Regions from separate parts of the Homo sapiens genome. Here regions 2 and 3 are each linked to region 1. The links are chromatin loops, found by intact Hi-C in ENCODE. Cell type or tissue: GM12878. All regions are shown on one strand. Each heading gives the region's core, and the rest is flanking DNA. Links, peaks and the distances in the headings are about the cores only.

Region 1 (2,500 bases), core at 1-2,500:
TTTCACCACGTTGGCCAGGCTTGTCTCAAGCTCCTGACCTCAGGCGATCCACCCACCTCGGCCTCCCTAAGTGCTGGGATAACAGGCGTGAGCCACTGCACCCGACGAACTTCTTAAATTGAACAATTAAAACCAAAATCACTTCTTTGGGAAATATATAATTGTGATTCCCAAATTATTTCCAAATTTCAACAATTTACGTGTTTCTGACCAAGAAAATAGTAGAAATGTTTTCGATGTAGACACTGTATCACCAGTACCCCATTTTAGCCATATAGTGCATACCTCATTTTCTCTTCCAACAAGAGATCCAGATGCAGAAGGCTGAATCATCTTCAGAGTTCTTCTTGGGACAGAACTATTCTAAAAAGTCAGCATAATTCATTATCTTGTTACTGAGTTGCAATATGGTTATTTAGTTACTGAGTTTCTGTATGGAGTGTTACTCTTAGTCCTTCTATAATTTAGGGGTGGAAAAGGAACACTAACAACACAAACATTTGGTCTGCTATATAATTGCGTAAGGTCGCCTATGAACAAGACACTGGTTTAATCAACTGACAAACTTGTTATTTCCAAAAATTATAATAAAGTTTGAAGAATTCTTAAGAATGAATCATATTACCCAAACTAGACACAAACACACGTAACTTCTCTCATTTCAATGCATGCTCTTGCTATGGTCATTTTGTTAATCATATCTAGTTAAAACAAACGTAACAAAATTCCTCAGCTCCAATGAACAGTTTCAAACCACATATGACAAAATTCTAATACAAGAAGGCTATCTGTATTCTCTCTGAAAAAATCTTCCACACAGAAACTAAAAACTTACAGGTACTCTTTTATAAAACCAAACATCGTAACATTTATGGTATGAACTCACCAAACAGGTAAACTGGAAGAAATGGTTAATCATTTACACTGCAAAATATTTCTTTCCCTAATCAAAAAGATTCATTTCAGGCCTCCTTAAATCATGAATATCCCTCAAATACTTACATGTACTCACCAAAAGAATGTAACTTTCCAGAACATACTTTACACAAAACAAAGTACATGTGTAATAGACATCCCCCCTCAACCATTACCTGATAGTAGAAGCAGTTCTGCTTCAAGCCCATTCATTAGAAGGTGGCTAAAATGTCAGTGCCTGAGGCATACTAAAATACTCTAAAATGCCCAAGCTATTGTTTTGGTGAAAATATTGCCTTCCTTGTAATATGTAAACAACTTCCTGTATATTTCATGATCTGAAAGTTCTCTCCTATTTTTGCAAAATATCATTAGTTATACTGCCACCATGGGATAGCAAACAATGGTGAATACTCAAACAAGGTTAGCAAGAACATGATACCATACCAGCGTGAGAAAGTTACTGATTCCACACTGTACTTCACATGATAAGAGTTCACCTTTCCCACGGTAAAGTTTCTACTGCTGATTATTATCTCACCATTTAACTGAAGGACAAATGCCAGCTACTGTGAGGACAAATATTACATCAACATTTCAGATATAATTTAGATTATAGATTAGTCAACAGTCTCCAGACAAATAAAAGAAAATGTAACGTTGGAACCTTACTAACAAGAGGTGTTATTTAAATGCTTTCTGTTAATAATGGTCAAAGAAGCCAGCTAAGTAACTGTCACCAAAAAAAAAGACCATTTCCAAGATTTAACTTTTATTTATATAAGCTATATAGACTTTTGCCTAAAACAATGTAACATTACTATTATTATTTTCTGTATATAGAGTATGCATTGGAATAATAGACTCTTAAAGCCAGAAAGTTTCTTGTATATTAATGGGTCTTAACCTTTTTGGAAAACTATTTAATACTCTGTGAATCCTCTCCCCAAAAAAATTCACATAAAAGCACATTCACACAGAATTTTGCATGCAACTCACAAGGATCTAGTTCTAGTCCAGTTCTCCCAATTTACAGATGAGTAAACTAAGGCTGAAATGCTAACTAACCCACCCAAGGTCTCAGTTTTGGAGGTAGAACCAAAACCAAACAGAACCTAGTATCCTTTATATTCAAGATAGTTTCACTGTAGCTAGTAAACACAAGACTTTCTTTAAAATGTAATCTGCTGGAAATATATAAATTATTTGGCTGTGATTTGCTTCAAATTAATCCACTGAAGGAAAAGTGGAGTAAATAAGGACATAGATGAAACCAGATTGGCCATATAGCGGTAATTGCTGAAGCTGGGGAAGTAAATTATTAAAATACTTTTAAATATTTCAAAAATTTCATAACAAAAATTTTAAATAATCACACACAAAGCACAGTGGGAAGATGCCATCATCCTAAATGGAAGCTAATGGAATCAAATTCACAAATTGTCAATGCGAATATAATGTCAATTGACATTCTTATTCAAGAAAAATATTGTAAGAATCCTAAGAAAAGCAAGGCAAACAAAAAACCCATCAAAAGGTACTTGCTTATACTTATCAATGGCTTTTAGGTACTCAATTTAATTTA
Region 2 (4,800 bases), core at 450-2,949, 250 kb after region 1:
CCATCTATTATTTACTTGGTAATGTCACTTCCTCCATTTTCCCAATTATTTCACTCCAGAACTCCTACTACTGGACGGGTATTAACAGGAGTTCAGATTAGTTCTGATTTTTTTTTGCATTTCTATTATATTTTTTGCCTCTCTATAGTTTGCTTTAAACTCCATAAGATCTCCGAAATTTTATCATCTACTTCAGGTACCGAATCTTGTGACAGTCATATGTCTAATTTCTACAGACTCTTTGTTTTCATTGCTTCATTTCCTAGAACATACTTCTTTTTTTATTATTATTATACTTTAAGCCTAGAACATACTTCTTATTAACAGTTTACAGATGTACTATCTTCCCAAAACTCTTGCAGGACACTATGAGATTTTTAGAAAATTTCCTTCCAGTTCCCTAATTTATCTGCTTCCTTCAGGGACTATTCTGTTTGTTCTTCCTGACCTTTCCTCTTATGTGCTGGTGGTTTTCCCATCATGATCCTTGGTTGTTCATCTTTCTGAATGAAGGACTGAGTTGTCGAAACTAACCTGGTCAGCTCCTTCTCAGCTCCAGCAGTGTGTTTGGGGGACACACACACACACAAGGACTGGGTTGATCAATTTGGGGATGTGTGGCATGAGTGGTCTTTGCTGTTTTAAGCTTGGGTTTATTCTAACTTGCAGGCTTCACATAAGGGCAGCTCCCTTCCCCAAAAGGCAAAGTCGAGAGAGCCCTACCCTGAGGTACCTAGCCTCGCTCTTGAAGCTGTAGTCTGCCTAGATACCTACTATATTTCTTCAGAAAAGCTGTCCTGCCCAGAACAAATGCCTCTGCTGTCTCATGTGTCTTGGTGGTGGTCGTGGTGAGAAGGGATGGTGGGAATGACCCAGAAAATTGTGCAGAAGTAGAATCAACCAGCTTCATCTCCTCCCCTCCTCCTATTCCTACTTTCTGTAGCCACCAATTCTAGAAAGGCTCTGTCGTTTAAAATGGCACCAATTTCCTCTGCAGGGTTCCCCTGGGTAGACCCATCTATTTTGACTTCTGTTTTGACTTCTGTTTTGTTGCTCAGGCTGGGCTGGGGTGCACTGGTGCGATCTCTGCTCACTGCAACCTCCGCCTCGTGGGTTCAAGAGATTCTCTTGCCCCCGCCTCCTGAGTAGCTGGGACTACAGGTGCTTGCCACCACACCTGGCTAATTTTTCTTTTCTTTTTTTTTTTTTTTAGAGATAGGGTTTCACTGTGTTGGTCAGGCTGGTCTCAAACTCCTGACCTCAAGTGACCCACCCGCCTCAGCTTCCCAAATGCTGGGATTATAGGCGTGAGCCACTGTGCCCGGCCCTCAGCTGAATTTTCTATAGGGTTTCAGGAAGGTAAATATAGGTGTGAGTGCATTCTGTCTTTGAGACTGACTCTTTTGAAATCCATGCCCCTCCTGCAATGCTCTCATAGTGCATCACCTGCAACTAATCCCCATCGGCTAGGATGGCTTACTTTCTATGAATTTTATATTATAAAAATAATTCTACTTAACAAAAATACCCCCTTCCTCCCCAAATATAATCTGCTCTGCCCTTTTCTTGTCATATTAATGTGAGATGCAGTGTTTTTTTCCTAGAACCCACTCTATGACAGTATGTACACTAAAGCCAACACAATGAAGTGTTTTTAAACAAGGTGGTTTCCACCAAATTTCTCTCCAGCAAAAAAGAAATCTCGCTGTCTGCTTGTTTGAAGTCCTGGCGTACAGCACCATCTGGAGGACAATGTCTGCGTCTTCCCTTTGGGGAAAAAAATCTTCAAGACAGAGTGGTTTCCCAGACTGGCTGCAAACTAGCATCATACTGGGGCACTTAGAAAATGCCAATGCCTAGGCTGACTACACATAAATTAACACCTAGTCTTCTTGGATGGGTCCCAGGCAACTGTAGTCGATAAAGGCACGGTGTGAGTTAAGGACCACCACTCTAGGACTTGAACCACAGCTGGCCTAGACCCAAATTGCCTTCACTAGACAAGTGAATACCCCTGCCTTGTCCCCAAGGTCCAAAGTCACCTCTAAAATGCAGGTGGTTCCAATGTAAATTTTAATGTATTTTCTTTATCTAGAGTAATCCCAAGACAGTAACTAGAAATTTATCAGAGCTCTGTCAAACCTCGAGGCTTCCCTGGGTTTCCCAAGGCAATGGATGTGGGTTCAGCTGAGTTGACTGCCCACGGGGTGGAGGCAGCCATGGAGTCAGGGCTTGGTTCTCAGGCTCTGAGGAGGTTGAGGAACAGCGGTGGGGCTGTGCTTCCCATGATGAGTACTGACTTGGCTGTCACTTGCTTCTGGTTCTTCAGTTGCATCCAGGGGCTGGCTGTGCCTCCACTGTGTGTCTCCCTCTGACCACCTCTCCTCCCTTCTTTCCCACACACAATCTTCAGCTTCTACTGTCTTCCTGATTTAAAATATTCCGTTAAAACCATTTCTGGGTAGGCATGGTGGCTCACGCCTGTAATCCCAGCACTTTGGGAGGCCGAGGCAGGTGGATCACCTGAGGTCAGGAGTTCGAGAGCAGTCTGGCCAACATGTGAAACCCCAGCACTACTAAAAATACAAAAAGTAGCCAGGCGTGGTGGTGGGTGCCTGTAACCCCAGCTACTCGGGAGGCTGAGGCAGGAGAATCAATTGAACTCAGTGGGGCGGAGGTTGCAGTGAGTCAAGACTCACCACTATACTCTAGCCTGGGCAACAGAGCGAGACGCCGTCTCAAAAAAAAAAAAAAAAAACACAAAAAACTGGATGTTTGATATTACAAGAAACTTTCTTGTGACTCCAAAATGGATTTTTTTAAAACAGTAGAATAAGGAGAGAAGTCTCATATAGCTAGTAGTATGGATTATAACATTTTTTTAAACAAACAAATCTTTCCTAAAAGCAGTTTCCCCTCAATATCTCTAAATCCTGAACGCGGCATCTGTGATTCTGCACCCCCGGCTGGGATACTTTCATGAAGGACTGTTTTAGACAGGGATTTTGTCATCAAGAGAAGAAAGAACAGGACAACATCAGCATTACAGCCGAAACGCAAACCATCTCAAAACCAAGCCAGTCTTCCATTCCATAGGTGTTCCAAAAGATGAATGAACTTTGTCTCAAGATCCTAATTGCTGAGGCAGTGAGGGATAGAATTATCATCACTATAACAAAATTTAGGGAGGACAGTAAAGAGCTACAGTGACAGACCGCATGGGGACTTGGTGCAATGGCAGGGCTATAGCAGCTCATGACCAGACAACAACCCGATTCATATAACTGGTAGGCAGAATTCACTTTTCTCAGGTTTCTCCATTGTTTACAAAATAGGCTTGCTGGGCACTTTACCAAAATGACTTTTTTGTTTTCATTTTTTTTTTTTGCCTTTTAACATCATTTTTTTTAGCTATTATTAATTTTTTACTTATTTTAACCTTTGTGGTTTTTGTATGAAAACATCATTGAAAATTCCATTCGATTCCATGTATAGATGTAGATCTCTCATACTCTATACTCTAATCAGGATAGTTAGCACATCTATCGCCTCAAACATTGATCATTTCTTTATACTGGGAACGTTCAAAATCTACTCTTCTAATAATAGCTATTTGAAAATATACAATACATTGTTGCTAATTACAGTCATTCTACAGTGCTGTAGAACACCAGAGCTTATTCCTTCTGTCTAGCTGTAATATTCTGTCAACCCACCCCTCTCTATCCCCACCCCTCCAGCCAAAGTGTTTTTTGCTGATTAAGCTTTTCATATTGAAACCATGAAATTTACTTTCACAAATAATACAATATACTTACCTTTTCTACCGCTTTTTCATTAATTAATGGGCCCTGAGTAGTTCCTTCCTCAAATCCATTACCTACGCGCAGGTTCTTCTTCATGGCCTCGGCGAATGCTTTTACAAAGGCATCATGGATGCCCCTTTGCACCAAGAATTGGTTTGAGCAAACACAAGTCTGGACAGGAGACAAAAACAAACCCACACAGTCTGTCAGAAGCTGCAGACCTGACCAGTGAACGTGTGGCTGCTACCGCCTCTCTGTGAAAACACTTCCCTCGGTGGTTGTCATGTGCTCAAACTGCCATTTTCCTCCTCACGTGGGCTTGGCCCCAAAGATAAAAGCACTGAGTCAGTGCATGTTCCCCTCCAGTTCCCTCCACAGCTGCTATGCTACACAGCTGCTATGCATCAGTGATTAGTTGGCAATAAGCACCTGTACACACACACACACACACACACACACGAAAGAAAAGAAAAAAAAGCCACCCAATCCATGTTTTTTTCAAATGGCTTTTATTTTGTTTCCCTGGGGGGTGGGGAAAGAGTGCAATTCTCCTAGGAGACTGTGATGCTGCAGCAACAGCAGAGGCTAAGAGGAATGTGGTCCAACACCAACTTATAGTCTTTTGTTTTGCTGACACAGGGTCTCGCTCTGTCGCCCAGGCTGGAGTGCAGTAGTGATGAGTTCACTGCAGCCTTGACCTCCAGGGCTCAAGTGATTCTTCCACCTCAGCCTCCCAAGTAGGTGGGACTATAGGCACTTGCCACCATGCCCAGCTAATTTTTAATTTTTTTTGGCTGGGCGCAGTGGCTCATGCCTGTAACCCCAGCACTTTGGGAGGCTGAGGTGGGTGGATCACCTAAGGTCAGGAGTTCGAGACTAGCCTGGCCAACATAGTGAAACCCATCTCTACTAAAAATAGAAAAATTAGCTGTAGTCCCAGCTACTCAGGAGGCTGAGGCAGGAGAATCTCTTGAATCCGGGAGGTGGAGGTTGC
Region 3 (4,800 bases), core at 450-2,949, 380 kb after region 1:
TGTCTGGTCTTCCTTTTCGCATAATTTAAAAGACTCTTCATGCACATTTGGTAGTAGATACATTTTAGAAAACATAGGTCCTAAGTACCACCTGATCTTTCAAGCATTCCAGTTGACTGGCTCATAAATTATGAAACCTATGATTTTACTTCTTTTCTACAGATATCCTTTATAGTGAATACTTATGAAATACCCCCACTGAGCTGAAATGACAAATCTTTATTTTAAAATTGTCTATTTAAAACGTGATTAGACTGAGTCGAAGTGAGCGGTGAAGTATAATCAAGTACATTTAATGACTGACAGAGGACACTGTTTTGTGCTTCCAAAGTAATTACACTGATTCCAGAGACTGTAGAAAAAAAAACCTATTTCTGATCTTTTTTCTACTACATACACGTAATGATTGTTGTAATTTGTTAGTATCTGAAGTTTCATTTCCCTTTTACAAAATACAAATTATCACTATAAGGGTAAGATGAATAAAGGTAAAAGGCATTTGCTGATTACAAATGCCTTTCAATGTTTTAATGTCACAAATTAGAGTGTAACCGGGATTGAGATTGTGAACGTCAATGCTTGTCCTAAAAGTTTCCTCCAACTTGCTGAAACTGGATTCCCAAGCATTATCAATTGAGGGTGCAGAGCATGTAACCCAACTTAGCCTCTCCAATAAGTGGAGAATGAGGTGCTGACGAGGAGTTACTTTGGGAGGCTTTTGAGAGCACAATTGAGAAAACATATTTGAGGACACTGCTATGTTCTTAATAAAGTCATTCATTTCAATACCTTTTATTCCTCAAATATTTGCACTCACATTTGTGAAAATCTTAACTTTTCACCATGCTTCAACATTTGGTGAAAAAATAAACAGCAAATAAGATTTTTTTTTCTCAATCCGATCTCCCTGGCTGTTTACTTATAGAGTACTGTAGTTGAAAGTAAGTCGTTCTCAGAAACAACTCAGTCTTTAGCCTCACTTCTAGGTGCGTCCCCAATCTCCGTGCAACTGGACAACTGTATAAATGTGTCCATAACGAAGAAACAGAAAACAGGGAAGTATTAATTTATACTTATGACTTCCGAACAGATGAAATCCTTGTTTAAAAACACCTCTCGGCCAGGTGTGGTGGCTCACGCCTGTAATCCCAGCGCTTTGCGAGGCTAATGCGTTAGGATGGCTCGAGGCAAGGAGTTTGAGTCCAGCCTGGGCAACATAGTAAGACCCTGTCTCAAAAACAACACAGAAAAAACCTCTTACAAGAGCACTTAAGCGGGTGTTAACTAACGTGATCACGGTCTGTAAACGATTCCTAGGTTGTTCCTATGGTTACATAATCTGCAGCAAGGGCGGTGGAGGAGAAGGCAGAGGGTTGGCCGCTGGGACCCCGGCAGGGCACAGCGCACATAGCAAGGTCGCATTCTGAGCGAGTGGGACGCAGCTCGGCCCGCGGGCCTGTGCAAGCTCACAGGACACGCGGGAGGCCGAGGCCTGCGGAGGGCGCGGAGCAACAGGCGCGCCGCGCCGGACGGCTGGGGCAGCAGTCTAAGGTCACTGCAAGACCAGCGTCCCAAGGCTGTTGCCGGGGAAGGGCAGTACCTGCCACGCGGAGCCGGTCGGGCCCGCAAAGCTGCGCCGCTCGGCTCCTTCCAATCAGGTTGGCTCGGCGGCCGCAGGCAGCAACGGGAGGACCCACAGAGGTCACGTCCAAGGCCAGGGCACACAGCGTCCGCCGGGGAAGTCTCATCGCGCGGGGCAGGAGGCAGGGTAAACTGCGCAGGCATTCCATGGTGCTGGAGCAAGAAGCAGGCAGCAGCCAGACCCCAGACCTTCATGCCGGACGCTGGCTGCTCAGGCCGCAGCTCTGACCTGTCGCTACCGCCCGACCTGCAGACTCTGTGCACCAGGCATGCGCGGGGCGTGCCGCGCCTGCGTGCTACTTCCCCACGCATGCTCGGAAGGTACCTGTGGGCGAGCCTGTTAAGTCCACAGCCAATAGACGTTTGCTTGCCTACCTGTACCTGCACCTGTACCTAAGTGAGGGGGCAGGCGGGCTGGGAGATGGGTGGAGCACGTTTACCTGCACTAAGTGAGCTGTCCAACCTAGGTTCTTGGGCGCTTGGAGTGTCATGGTTTTGTAGTTTGTGGAGAATTTTCATACCTATGAAAATTGCAGTTTGGAAATGAGCAGGTTACCCATTCCCACATCATTTAATTTATATTTAAATTTAACGTGGTGTAGGGAGCAAGAGGGAAAGCTCCTACTTTTGCCCTCTGAAAGTTGCTGGAATGAACTAAGTAGACAGATTAGCAGGAGAAAAAGGCATACAAAATTTGCTTAACGTGCATAGGGAAAAATCACAGAAGAGTGATTACTCAATAACTCAATTAAGGTCCAGATGCTTGTATACCCTTCTTTGTTGAGTAGAGGGAGATAGGTATGAATGGGCCCGAAAGCCAGACAGTGGTTTGCAAATGATTCTCCTTGGACATTCAGTGGGACAGAAGTACAAACAATCGCTTGTGGACAAGCTGTGAAACTTCACTCTGAACAAAAATTGTCCTATTATACAGGTAAAGTTTCCCAGGTAATCTCTTGGAGCTACCCTCAGAAGTATCTATGAAAAGTCTCAGTGTGGCTATGACTTTCAGTTTTTGTCTCTTCTCTGGGTGATTAATCTCTTCTGATTATTTAATGCGATTCCTAAGGAACGGGTTTTAAGACAATTGCATTTCTTTGGAAAAGAGTTTTCTCTGTCAGATAAGGAAATTCCTTATCTGGCTGTGCAGGAAAAGAGAGCCCCTTCAGGTGCTTGGAAAAAGTAAGAGTATCAGAGAGACAAAAGGAAGGGGGAAGGTGAGAGAGAGAGGCCTTGATTTTTAGGCTTCTTTCTGAGACCCTTTTAATTTCCTTTAATTCAAAGACTCAACATGCCACCGGGCGTGGTGCCTCATGCCTGTAATCCAGCACTTTGGGAGCCAAGCACTTTGGGAGGCCAATGTTGTGGACCACTTGAGGTTAGGAGTTCAGGACCAGCCTGGCCAACATGGCAAAACCCGTCTCTACTAAAAATACAAAAATTAGCCGGGTGTGGTTGCAGGTGCCTGTAATCCCAGCTACTTGTAAGGCTGAGGCATAAGAATTGCTGGAATCCAGGAGGTGGAGGTTGCAGCGAGCCCAGATCATGCCATTGCATTCCAGCCTGTACTGCATTCCAGCCTGTACGACAGAGTGAGACTCCCATCTCAAAACAAACAAACCCCAAAGACTCAGCATGCCAAAACATCATATTTTGGGGTATTATGGTTTGAGCCCCAGTAGTGGCAAAAATAATCAACTGTCATATGGAATGATGTCATGTATTAAACTTTTGCTATAAAGAATGAGGAGCACAGACACATAAGATTTCTATTCCATATTTAATAAAATGTAAGATAGCATCAATTTTAAGGTACCATTATTTTATGTACCACCAAGAAAGAAAAAAAAACTGATAAGTTATGCTTTCTAAACATGTAGATTGAAAGACATATCTCAATTCCAGTCTTTAAAATATGAAAAAAGTCTTAGGTTAAATACAGTATGTATGCATATTTTAAAAATATGAGTTAATAAATTTATTGTCCCTTCCACAGTAGTAATACAAGGCAGACACAAGTTCCACAGACTTCCTTTCAATATCTATGTATGGACACAAAGCTAAGGAGACAGAGATAGAAACATTTTATTCTGCAGGGTACTGGGACTGGGGATGGAGTAGGAGGGCAGTGCACAAAGAGAAGCCTTCACAGAAGAGAGGATGTTTGACTTGATAATGTGGGGAAAAGAAAGAGAGATCAGATTGTTACTGTGTCTGTGTAGAAAGAAGTAGACATAAGAGACTCCATTTTGTTCTGTACTAAGAACAATTCTTCTGCCTTGAGATGCTGTTAATCTGTAACCCTACCCCCAACCCTGTGCTCCCTGAAACATGTGCTATGTCACCTCAGAGTTAAATGATTAAGGGCTGTGCAGGATGTGCTTTGTTAAACAAATGCTCGAAGGCAGCATGCTTGTTAAGAGTCATCACCACTCCCTAATCTCAAGTACCCAGAGACACAAAACACTGCAGAAGGTCGCAGGGACCTCTGCCTGGGAAAGCCAGGTATTGTCCAAGGTTTCTCCCCATGTGATAGTCTGAAATATGGCCTCGTGGGAGGGGAAAGACCTGACCGTCCCCCAGCCCGACACCCGTAAAGGGTCTGTGCTGAGGAGGATTAGTGAAAGAGGAAGGAACGCCTCTTTGCATTTGAGATAAGAGTAAGGCATCTGTCTCCTGCTTGTCCCTGGGCAATGGAATGTCTCAGTGTAAAGCCCGATTGTATATTCCATCTACTGAGATAGGGGAAAACCGCCGTAGGGCTGGAGGTGGGACATGCTGGCAGCAATACTGCTCTTTAAGGCATTGAGATGTTTATGTATATGCACATCAAAAGCACAGCACTTTTTTCTTTACCTTGTTTATGATGCAGAGACATTTGTTCACGTGTTTACCTGCTGACCTTCTCTCCACTATCATCCTATTGTCCTGCCACATCCCCCTCTCCAGGAAACACCTGATAATGATCAATAAATACTAGGGGAACTCAGAGGCCGGTGCCGGCGCGGGTCCTCTGTATGCTGAGCGCCAGTCCCCCGGGCCCATTTTTCTTTCTCTATACTTTGTCTGTGTGTCTCTTTCTTTTCCAAGTCTCTCATTCTACCTGATGAGAAATGCCCACAGGTGTGGAGGGGCAGCCCAACCCTTCAGATAATTGAA

Evidence for each region. Hi-C counts contacts between places; a loop is a spot of excess contacts. Peaks named below come from ENCODE experiments on the same cell type or tissue, not always from the same donor. Only the 100,000 strongest peaks of a DNase experiment are listed, where the experiment ranks them.
Region 2: it touches region 1 in a loop (4-fold over the local background); 15 of 110 quality-filtered maps call a loop at or near these places.
Region 3: it touches region 1 in a loop (2.7-fold over the local background); 3 of 110 quality-filtered maps call a loop at or near these places.

What each region holds. Positions count from the first base shown.
Region 1 is chr6:24,778,526-24,781,025 of GRCh38, reverse strand. It overlaps GMNN (geminin DNA replication inhibitor), which reads right to left. Exons shown (of 7, transcript NM_015895.5): 3 at 286-363. Among named protein-coding and RNA genes, the nearest start is that of GMNN, 4.8 kb to the right of the region's middle. In GM12878, for the core only: no CTCF peak of the experiment used is centred there; a DNase peak (open chromatin) is centred at 1,375; H3K4me3 peaks cover 1,276 bases; H3K27ac peaks cover 2,500 bases.
Region 2 is chr6:24,521,944-24,526,743 of GRCh38, reverse strand. It overlaps ALDH5A1 (aldehyde dehydrogenase 5 family member A1), which reads right to left. Exons shown (of 10, transcript NM_001080.3): 7 at 3,819-3,977. Among named protein-coding and RNA genes, the nearest start is that of ALDH5A1, 29 kb to the right of the region's middle. RefSeq lists a silencer at 4,241-4,290. In GM12878, for the core only: a CTCF peak has its summit at 1,747 (motif pointing left); no DNase peak of the experiment used is centred there.
Region 3 is chr6:24,400,037-24,404,836 of GRCh38, reverse strand. MRS2 (magnesium transporter MRS2) reads right to left here and starts at 1,901. Exons shown (of 11, transcript NM_020662.4): 1 at 1,601-1,901. The coding sequence starts at 1,790. RefSeq lists enhancers at 530-1,264, 3,473-4,208, 4,209-4,800 and silencers at 3,022-3,316, 4,202-4,496. In GM12878, for the core only: no CTCF peak of the experiment used is centred there; a DNase peak (open chromatin) is centred at 1,936; H3K4me3 peaks cover 2,016 bases; H3K27ac peaks cover 992 bases.